Regions from separate parts of the Homo sapiens genome. Here region 1 is linked to region 2. The links are chromatin loops, found by intact Hi-C in ENCODE. Cell type or tissue: heart right ventricle. All regions are shown on one strand. Links, peaks and the distances in the headings refer to the core of each region. The heading gives the core; the rest is flanking DNA.

Region 1 (5,385 bases), core at 272-5,271, 420 kb after region 2:
AATTTTTCACCTTGGGATACTGTTCTAACTAGAAATTTTTTGAAAAATGTATCACAATGAGATGATAATCATACAGAACTTGACACAGCAAAATTTCTATTAACAGTACAATGGTGGTCAGGCACAGTGGCTCACGCCTGTAAGCCCAGCACTTTGGGAGGCCGAGGTGGGCAGATCACCTGAGGTCAGGAGTTCGAGGCCAGCCTGGCCAACATGGCGAAACCCTGTCTCTACTAAAAATACAAAAAGTAGCCGGGTGTGGTGGCGCACGCCTGTAATCCCAGCTACTCGGGAGGCTGAGGCAGGAGAATCGCTTAAGCCCGGGAGGCAGAGGTTGCAGTGAGCTGAGATCACACCACTGCACTCCAGCCTGGGCAATAAGAGCGAAATTCTGTCTCAGAAAAAAAAAAAAAATAGTACAATGGTATTAAATGTGATTAAAAATTTTTTTGGCTCAGTATTTCAGAAAACTACATTTGAGAGACAGAACTTCATACTTTACAACAGTGTTGGAATCCAGAAAGATGGTTTCTATCATTTTCATCACAAGAAACTTCATTGTTCTATTAACATTCTAAAAAATAGGCCAGGTGCAGTGGCTCACACATATAATCCCAGCACTTTGGGAGGCCGGGGCGGGTGGATCACAAGGTCAGAAGATTGAGATCATCCTGGCTAACACGGCGAAACCTTGTCTCTACTAAAAATACAAAAAATTAGCCGGGCGTGGTGGCACGTGCCTGTAGTCCCAGCTACTCGGGAGGCTGAGGCAGGCTGAGGCTTGAATCCAGGAGTAGGAGGTTGCAGTGAGCCAAGATTGCGCCACTGCACTCCAGCCTGGGTGATAGAGCGAGATTCCATCTCAAATATATATATATAAAAAATAAGTAGTCAATGTCTTAATATCACTAGGAGCCAAAGTAAGCACTATAAAAAGAACAGTTTAAATATTTATATTTTTAAATTCTTTTTGTTTCTCCCCTATGTTCCAGAGGATTTCAGAAGTCTTATAAAGCCAAGAAAAAGAGAATATGAGAATAAAAGAGCTGATTAATAAAGGAGGTAGGCAAAGAAGTTATTATATAAGAACCTAGGTTTAAGAAAAGCTACTGAATATCAGTATGAACATATAGTTTTAATATATAGCGAGACTGAAATATAGATGTATGTGTGTGCATGGATTGGGATACCTACATTTATTTCCTAGTTCTGTCCACTGAGAAGGCCTAGGATCAATGACACAAGAGGAGCAATGAACACACCTAGTGTCCAGATCTCGGTTTCTAAATACCAGTCTCCAACTAAAGGAACCGGGGCTCCTTAGAGAACAGTTTAATTCCAGAGCTAAGACAGGGAAAGTACAGATGAGCCTAGACTATCTTGTGATGTCAGAAAACAAGTGAGTATACAAAAAAGGCAGGGACAAGTCAAAAGGCCATGGGAATCAACTGAAGGAGCTCCCAATAGCCAAAGCTGGAAAATTTGATCAATGAAGAAATAATTACAATACTGGATTATAACTCATACAATGCAATAAATGTCCATGAGTCAATATTAATATGAATATACATAATTGAATAAATAAATAGGAGATAAAGGACAGCTCTCCCTTGCAAATGCATTCCAATTAATAAATCCAGAAGGAATGAGGGAGACAGAGAATCAACATAAGGCACACACCACAATAATGGCTGCTGCAGGTAAAATCCATGCATGGATACTAACTTGTCTTGGTGAGTTGAAGAGAAACAGGATATTAGCAGAGTCTCAAAATCCCCTGCCACCCAAAATCTTTATCGTGGGCAATGGGGAAAAATAGTAACTTTACTGTGGAAAAATCTGGAAAACATCATGTTAACCAAGTGATCAATGTTAACATCACCAATAAAAAAAATATCAACACCACCTATCCCCCAATATGATTCAATGAGGAGATAACATCACTCATGTGTTACTCTCTTGCCAAAAATGCATAATCTCGATCTATTCAAGAGAAAGTATCAGACACACCAAGATCGAGACATTTTATAAAATAACTGAGCAGTGGTCATCAATAGTGTCAAAGTCATGAAAGACAAGGAAAGAATAAGGAGCTGTCACAGACTAGAAGAGGCTAAGGAGACACAACTAAATTCAATGTGGGATACTAGATTTTATCCTGGAACAGAAAAAGGACATGGGATTGGGTAGGAATGGCAAAATTCAAACAAGGACCACAGTTTAGCTAATAGTACTACACCAATGTTCATTTCCTGGTTCTGATAACTGTGCTGTGATTATTACAATTACCATAATTTTAAGTTATACATGTAAGTTAACATTAAGGGAAGCTGTGTCAAGCATATATATGAGAATTCCCTGAAATATTTTTGCAACTCTTCTGTAAATCTATAATTCTTTTAAAAATTAGAAAAGCTAATGAAACTGGGTACAAAAATGCTGTGAATTTCCTACTAGATAAGGAAAAGAAGGAAACAAAATGCTTCAGAGCTCATTGTCTAATGAAAAGAAGCATACAGATTCAGGAGAGAGAGATATTTCCTTCAGCCTGAGTTCAGAGTAATTCTGTAGTATATATGAAGACTGAAAAAGAATTCAAATTGCTTTCTTGGAATATATTTGGCAATGAGCATTTAATATTATATAAAGATTCAAAGTCTGGTATACATTCATTAATGATACTTCCACCTTCTTCACAATCAAGTATTCATGTTATTGTCTAAGGAAAAATTATTAATAAACCAAAAGAACATATGAAAGAAAGAAAAGTTCAGAACTTCCATTTCATTTTCAAGAAGCACCTAAGGCCTATTTGTGATATCAAAGGACCTTTGCCCATCACAAATCCTACAACTACAGGAAAAGATATATTTGCAGAATTGTGTTCTCATTAACCCAGCTACACTTAAGACACCATTTTCATCAAGCTTAACCATTTATATACTTCGTGGTAGATAAACGAGTCTTCTAGCACCAGAACTGCTTTAAAAGCAAGTATTTCTAACCATGAACAAAGAACCAAATCTTAAATGGCTTTTGATTTTCAAATAAACCAACAGTGACACTCTGTGGACAAGACAAGAAACACTTAACCATCTATTTTTCTTGATAAATTAATCTGTAAATCATCTTAAAATATTTTTTGGAGTAAGGCAGGGTATAAATAAGTAAACAGACAGTAAATAACCATTATATTTCTGTATAATTATTCTAAAGATGAATTGTGGGCCATAAAAATAATTTTAATATAAACATACCAAGGAGTTACCTACTTCTTTGTTTCAAAATACATGATAAAAAATTAATCGAATTAGCCCAGCATTACAAACTTATTAGATGGCAAAATTATATCAAATTATAATAGATATTAATAATTGTAAACAAAATATTACCATCTTACCCTTGTATAGTGCTTCATGCTTTCCAAAGTGCTTTCAGATAATTATGTACAAAACCATGACACTGGGCAGATAATTAGCATTATCCCCAAAAATGAAAATATTGAGGCTGATAGAAGTTAAGAATTGCCTACACTACTTATGTGGCACTGATATCCACATCCTCATGTAAGTAAACAAATACATTTTCTGTTAAGCCAAATTATATATAGTTTAATAATCTATTTTATTCAACTTCAGAGGTCAAAAAGCACAGGAGAATATAGTGGTAATGTAAAACAGTATGACCACTTAGAAAAACTGGCAATTTCTCATAAACTTTCACCTACCCCATTACCTAAAACTTCCACTCTCAGGTATTTACCCAAATTAAATGCAAACATAGGTTCACAAAGAGACTGCCATAAGCATGTTCATAGTCACTTTACTCCTAATAGCCCAAAACTGCAAACAACCCAAATGTCCATCAAAAGAATGGACAGGCCGGATGCGGTGGCTCACGCCTGTAATCCCAGGACTTTGGGAAGCCGAGGCAGGCAGATCACCTGAGGTCAGGAGTTTGACATCATCCTGGCCAACATGGTGAAACACTGTCTCTACTAAAAATCCAAAAATTAGCCGAATGTGGTGGCGGGCTCCTGTAATTCCAACTACTCAGGAGGCTGAGGTAGGAGAATCGCTTGAACCCGGGAGGTGGAGGTTGCGGTGAGCCGAGATCGTGCCATTGCACTCCAGCCTGGATGACAGAGCAAGACTCCATCTCAGAAAAAAAAAAAAATGGGTAAGCAAATTATGAGTATTCATATGACAGAATACCACTCAGCAATGAACAGGAATGAAATATTAATACTATGAAACAAATCTCCAAAACATTCTTCTCAGGAAAAAAGACTATGACCCAAAACAGTACATACTGTACAGTTCTATTTATGTGAAGTTCTAGAACAGGCAAAACTCATCTAGGATGGAAAAAAAAATCAAAATATATTTCCCCCAAAGTTAAGGGAGATGGGGACTTACTGGGAAGAGGTCCCAGGCCACTTTCTAGGGTGATGAAAATGTTTATTACTGTCTTTTTTTTTTTTTTTTTTTTGAGACAGAGTATTGTTCTGTCACCCAGGCTGGAGTGCAGTGGCGCAATCTCGGCTCACTGCAACCTCCGCCTCCGGGGTTCAAGCGATTCTCCTGCCTCAGCCTCCCGAGTAGCTAGGATTGCAGGCATGCACCACCACGCCAAGCTAATTTTTTTTTTTATTTTTAGAAGAGATGGGGTTTCACCACGTTGGCCAGGCTGGTCTCAAACTCCTGACCTCAGGTGATCTACCCGCCTTGGCCTCCCAAAGTGCTGGGATTACAGGCATGAGCCACTGCGCCCAGCCAAAATGTTCATTATCTTCATGGGGTGTAAGTATACACATTTATCAAAACTCACTGATTTGTGCATTTTACTGCATGAAATTCAACTCCATTTTTTAAAAAGAAATACAGCAGAATGAAAAGAACAAAGAGAGATTTTCACTTTAATAAACAAACCATAATATCTACCTCTGGAGTATAGAATCTTCCTCTTTTTGGAAAATCCACTTCCTCTGAGTTGTAACTGTATCTTCTTAAATGTACTGGGTGGTTTATCTGTGAAACTATTTGGTCACCATGGGCTACTGTGAAGCAATGCATTAAAAAGTTATTTCATACACTACTCTCTTAATAACCTTAATACGGATATGCTCTCAGAATGCTAACTCAAATTGAATTGGACTTTGGGTTGAATTTTAGAGTGACAAAACAAGAATTCTTCCATGACCAATTTAGAGTAACTATTTTAAAACTGAAGGGCTATATTACTTATGACTAGGAATAAGAATCAAATCAAACACAATTACAAACTGTGAAGTGACTGCTTAATAACTTAAAGCCTACATAGTAAATGCTGGAAACAAATGAACAAGAGAACGCAAGGGCTAACTGCTTTTGTAAAGGAGCCCCC
Region 2 (5,385 bases), core at 64-5,063:
CCAGGCCCAATTTTGCCTTCAGGCTTCTTTCTCCCAGCCTGTGTCACTTTTTCTCCTATTCTAACGAGTTCATTTTCTTGCTGATAGCCAAGCGATCAACCCTTTTCTCAGGCCAATGGGAAGGAAATCAAAATGACATTTACATTAGTTCAAATATTGGTCAGTAGTCTGGAAGCAGGCATGAAAGTGCCTGGCTGGAAACCCACTTTCATGGAACAAAGTGAAATCTAAAACTCTGCTTACTGGAATTAAAGTCTTTTTAAAATCTAGAATTGTGGTGACCTTGCTCCCTATTATTATCTGTAAACAAGATATAATACAAATACATTTATTTATCATTATTTATATCATTTATATCCCTTGCTCATGCTTACTGTGTGCTCATTTATTGAGTACCCTGTCCTTGGTACCCCAGTGCACAAACCCAGATACTTGAAGATATTTTATTATTTCCATTTCACAGTTGAGAAAATGGAAGCAGAGAAGTTAAGTGACCTGCCCAAAGTCATACAGCTAGAAAGGAGCAAAGCTGGGAATTCAATCCAGACTTTGTGGCTCTAACACTGGCACTCTTAACTTTTACTCAGGGTCTCCAGCCATCCCCCTGCTTAGGTGTAGTGACAGGCACTCATTCTACTTCTGATGCAGAAACCTCTTGTGCTTGGTTATTTCTCATATTTCAAGAAAGAAGAATGCATGGATCTCTAAGAGAATTTAAAGGTTGTGTTCAGCCAGTTGAAAGATGTATAATAGTCTCATTTCATTATGACCCGGTGGGATACATAAGATAATGAATTGGGGCGTAGAAAGAAAATATTGAACCTATTTATGTTTGTTTCATTTTTGTCCAACATTTCTATTTTTGCACTTATTTTATAATGTACATATTTGTTTGGTAGTCCATGCATGTCATTTATAAAGAAATCCACAAACTCTGGGGAGGTGAATGCTCAAGCATTTTCTTTGTATGCCAGTGATGAGATGTTGACTATTGCTTGCTTTATGTTTTATGTATATTTTTATAAGAGTGTAGAAACCACTTTTGAAGAATCCATCTTGTTTTGAAAACATAGTAAGCCATACGGTTTAAAGGAATCAAGTAGTTCATCTTCTTTTGCAAAGTCAATTATAGATTCCAGATATTTGTTTCGTATGTTTGGGTTTCCATATATTGTACTGGTTTGGCTAAGAAGGGCACACTTGCACTTTCCACATAGGTTCAGTGCAGTCCACACACATTTATTGAGGGTCCCCTACATGTCAAGCACTGTGTTAGGTGTATGAGATACAATGACAATGACCTTGGCCCTAGAGGAGTGTGTGACACAGTGGGATAGACAGAGTCATACTTTCAATTGAATGAGATGGATGAGTTGATATACAGATGTGTGCATATGTTGCTATGGGAGGGCAAGAGGGGCTCTTAGCTTATGCCAGAGCAGTCATGGAAAGCTTTCTGGAGGAGGTGTTGTTTTGAGCTGAATCCTGAAGGATTAGTCAGAGTAAGAAGATGGCGAAGGTCAAGTGCAGTGGTTGGTGCCTATAATCCCAGCTCTTTGGGAGCGTGAGGTGGGAGGATCACTTGGGGCCAGAAGTTCGAGACCAGTCTGGGCAACAAAGAGAGACCCCGTCTCCAAACAAAAAACAAACAAAAAAAACCCAAGAAGGTGGGGAAGGAGTGTCAAGAGGAGGGCACTCAGGGGTGGAACCTCACAGGCAGGGCTGGGAACTGCTAACCTTCCTGTATCCCTGGAGCTTACACATAGGGTGAAGCAGGGAGTTCTAGCCACAGTGCTGGGCTGGCCGTGACCTCAGGAGGCCTGCTGACATGTGAGGCCACAGGGTGCGGGGAGGTATCCAACACCACAGGCTTTTATGCAGCAGAACGACATGGTGAAGCTTGCCTATTACCAAAACAATCCCGGTGGCAGTATAGAGGAGAGAATCAGGCAAGCTAAAGATGGGTGCATGGTGCCCATCCCGTTCTGACACCACTGTAAGAATCTAGGCAGAGGATGATGTGGGCAGGCTCAAGAACAGTAGTATGGAGGAAAGGAATGATGGATTTGAGGAAGACTGGGGAGTCAAAGTCAGGAAGACAGGTATCTGGGAGGTGAAAGTGAGGGAGAAGTCATGAAGAACAGCTCCACATTTCTTGCTTGGAGAACCAGGAAGCAGGCAGCAGCAGATGCAGAGGGTGTACATTGGATCTGAGGAGGGGTTGAGGATGGGCGATGCTGTCTAGTTCTAGGATGATGAATATGAGACACCAGCCTATTAATATGGCGGGTTGGTGAGGGGGAGAGAAAGAGAAAGAGGCAGAGAGAAAGAGAGAGAGGAAGGGAGGGAGAGAAGGAAAGAAGGAGAGAGAGAGGGGGAAAGAGAAGTCAGAGCTGAAGATAGAGATAAATAAACAAAATAAAAATGTTGGAGACAACTATGAGAATGTCATCCTAGGAAAGCACAGGGAATGAGAACTTAGGCCTGAAAGAGAGGGAAGAAGTGGAGCATCAGCATCGTTATCTGCAGAGGTCAAAATGAAGAGACAATCAGAGAGACCAGAGCATGGGGAGAGAGGTTTGCCAGGAAAGCTAAGGAGGAGGAGGGGGATGAAAGTGCCTCATACCTCCATGCCTTCACACCTGTACCTCCCAGAGGTCAGGGAGATGAGGCCTGGGAAACAACCAGGGCTCCCTGGGGAGTTCTTGCCATTTATAAAATTAAGCAGAAGCAGCACTTTGGGGAGTTTTTTAAAAAAGAAAAGAGAAAAAGGGAAGAAAGAGGGAAGAAAGGAGGGTAGGAGGGAGAGAGGAAGAAAGGGAAACCAGTAAAACATAAATTAAAATTTTAATTATTTGAAAATTTGTGGTTGCTCAAATGGGCTCTGCTGGATTTTAACCTTGATGGTCAAAACAAAGGAAGGGTCTAAAGAGTAAATAAATAGGACACAGGACCATACCCCAAATGTCTAAATCATGGTGTTCCATTCATCTGGTGCTTGTACAAGTCACCTTTGACTAGGATCCAAAATAGGGCCAAACCAGAAAGGCCTGACAGTGGCCAAGCTTGGGATGGAGCCAATATGGCCAAGAAATGATATATATGAAAGCAGAGAAGGTGCTCCAGGTTTCAATTCAATAAGCAACTATTGAGGCTTTGCCAGATACTATGCGCTATGGACCAAAAGCTGTGCCTGCTCTCAGGGAGCTTCCCACCCAAGGGACAAAGACTGGCTCAATAAAATGGGAGAGGCTTTCCTAGCCTGTTCCTCCCCTGCAGGGAGTCTCAGGGAAGCATGGGGAGGAGAGGAGCTGGGGATGGTCTCCCTACCGGAGACACTGGGGTTGGGCCTTGCAGAGTGGGGAAGGAAGAGGCACTTGCCAGGGACCAGGGGACAATTTCATGGGTCAGTTTCTGGATGAGAGCCAGTGGGCCAGTGATGGTGATCAAATCATGCCTTGTTGTCATGGAAGCTGAGAAGGGACAGGATTGGAAGAGATTTTAAAAACAAACCAATAAAAAGGCAAAGAAGGAAGGCACTCATGTGGAGTTGGCACTGGGGACAGGAGAGTCAATACCAGCTAGAGACAAACAGCCCCTTCCCTGGACAGCCTGGAGGGCATCGTGTCATCTCAGCCCTGGCCAGTTGCCCCTGCTCATAACAATGACCCAGTCAAGGAAAGGTTTCCTTTGCCAAGATGCTTAATGCATTTTGAAAAGTTTCCCATTGAAAACACTTCCAATAAAAGGATTCAGAGCTTGAAGAATTGGCCTTCCATTATCTGGCTCTCACACTGCCTGTTGAGTGGTATTCCCCAGACACACAAAGAAAACAGGCTATTCTCCTCCACGCTCAAGTACCTTAGGAGCACCCATTCACTCACAATAGTTGAGATCCTCTTTACCAATAATGTTATCAGTGTGTTAACACGATTTCCCCAAGGACTTCTACCAGGCAAGACCTTGTTAGCTGCTTTCCATCTGTGCCTGAAATCACAAAGCCTCATTAAAAAACCATCAGTTGTTAACAAAAAATGATTAACTCTGTATGCTGGTCCTGCCACCCTGAAGACTGAATTCCTGAGCGCACTTGTCATTCCAATGGTCTCCATTGCTATGATGGCCACCTTGGGGACTGACACCTGCTGACATCCTGTAACCAGAGACCAAGTCTTTGTTTTGTGGGGACAGTGCTTGAATGCTTGACTGTTACTCTGGGCCTCGATCTCCCTTCAGTGGAAGGGAAGGATGGTCAGGAGTCTGGTCTCCTCATTCTGAGCCTACAGGTCATTAGATCACATGTTCCCTAAGTGTCCTCTTTGTTCCTGGATAAGATGTAAAGCAAAATAGTGGAAGGCACATTGCCCTGCTGTCCAGAGCCCTGACAGGGAGGTGCTGGGGGAGGGAGGGGGAGATGGCATAAAGCTGCAGTGCTTCAAGGCCCTACAGGGTGAGGCACCAGACAGGTGGGACTCCAGACCAGAGTGGCTGTTGTTTTGTGATTTTTCTTTTTACACCCTAGTCTGCTTCAAGAGAGTTTGTTTAAGTTAAGAAGCCTATGGCCTAACAGAGTTTGAACCCTGACAGAGAAATAGCAAGGACCAAACTGAGGGCCTGGGAAGGTCTGTTCAGGGGAAACCACTTAGGGGAGGGGATTCCAGATTCCAAGAAATGAGCCATGGAGGATTACATTCCAAGCAAAGTTGTGACAGCCAAGAAAACCTGGGAAATGAGGAGGTATTAATGGGCATATAATCAATCAAAGATGGGGGGGGCAATGGAAAATGGGGACATAGTAACAGAGATATAACTATCAAAGATGGGCAGTAACTATTCAGTTTTAGGAGGATTTGCTGGAACCCATAGTCAGTTCCCAATTTCTATCTGGGATTCTTTTGTTATTTCTTAAAAGGTAACTTTATTGAGATATAATTCACATAACAATTTACCCATTTTAAAGTGTACAGTTCAAACTTTTAAAAGTATATTCACAGAGTTGTACAACCATTGCCACAATCAATTTTAGAACCTTTTCATCACCTACCTGGAGTTCTTGATTCTACAAAGTAGATGAAGAAATTGGGGAAAGAGCAACCAAGATGACAAAAGTTTATAAGATAGGAAATGGGAGAAAGTGAGAAGAGACAGGATCCTTGAGTCTTGAGGATAGGAGGCTGCAAAAAGGTCTAGTGCTTAAATTGGGAACTACTAAAAGAAGGAGGTTTGACTTTTGTTTCCATTAAAGACAAACAAAACACTGGGCTCACTTACAGCAAAAAGGGTTTAGGTAAAACATGAGAGGAAAAAAAAAAACTTCCTGGCAATGTTTGTAAATTTCTTGGTGGGGGGGACGGTTATGCTGTCCTTGAAAATAAGACCAATTTT

Evidence for each region. A loop is a pair of places that touch in the nucleus more often than their neighbours do. Peaks named below come from ENCODE experiments on the same cell type or tissue, not always from the same donor. Only the 100,000 strongest peaks of a DNase experiment are listed, where the experiment ranks them.
Region 1: it touches region 2 in a loop (6-fold over the local background); 29 of 110 quality-filtered maps call a loop at or near these places.

The regions. Positions count from the first base shown.
Region 1 is chrX:18,207,622-18,213,006 of GRCh38, forward strand. BEND2 (BEN domain containing 2) reads right to left here. Exons shown (of 14, transcript NM_153346.5): 4 at 4,944-5,059. Among named protein-coding and RNA genes, the nearest start is that of BEND2, 11 kb to the right of the region's middle. In heart right ventricle, for the core only: a CTCF peak has its summit at 3,059; no DNase peak of the experiment used is centred there.
Region 2 is chrX:17,789,420-17,794,804 of GRCh38, forward strand. No RefSeq gene overlaps it. Among named protein-coding and RNA genes, the nearest start is that of SCML1, 55 kb to the left of the region's middle. In heart right ventricle, for the core only: no CTCF peak of the experiment used is centred there; no DNase peak of the experiment used is centred there.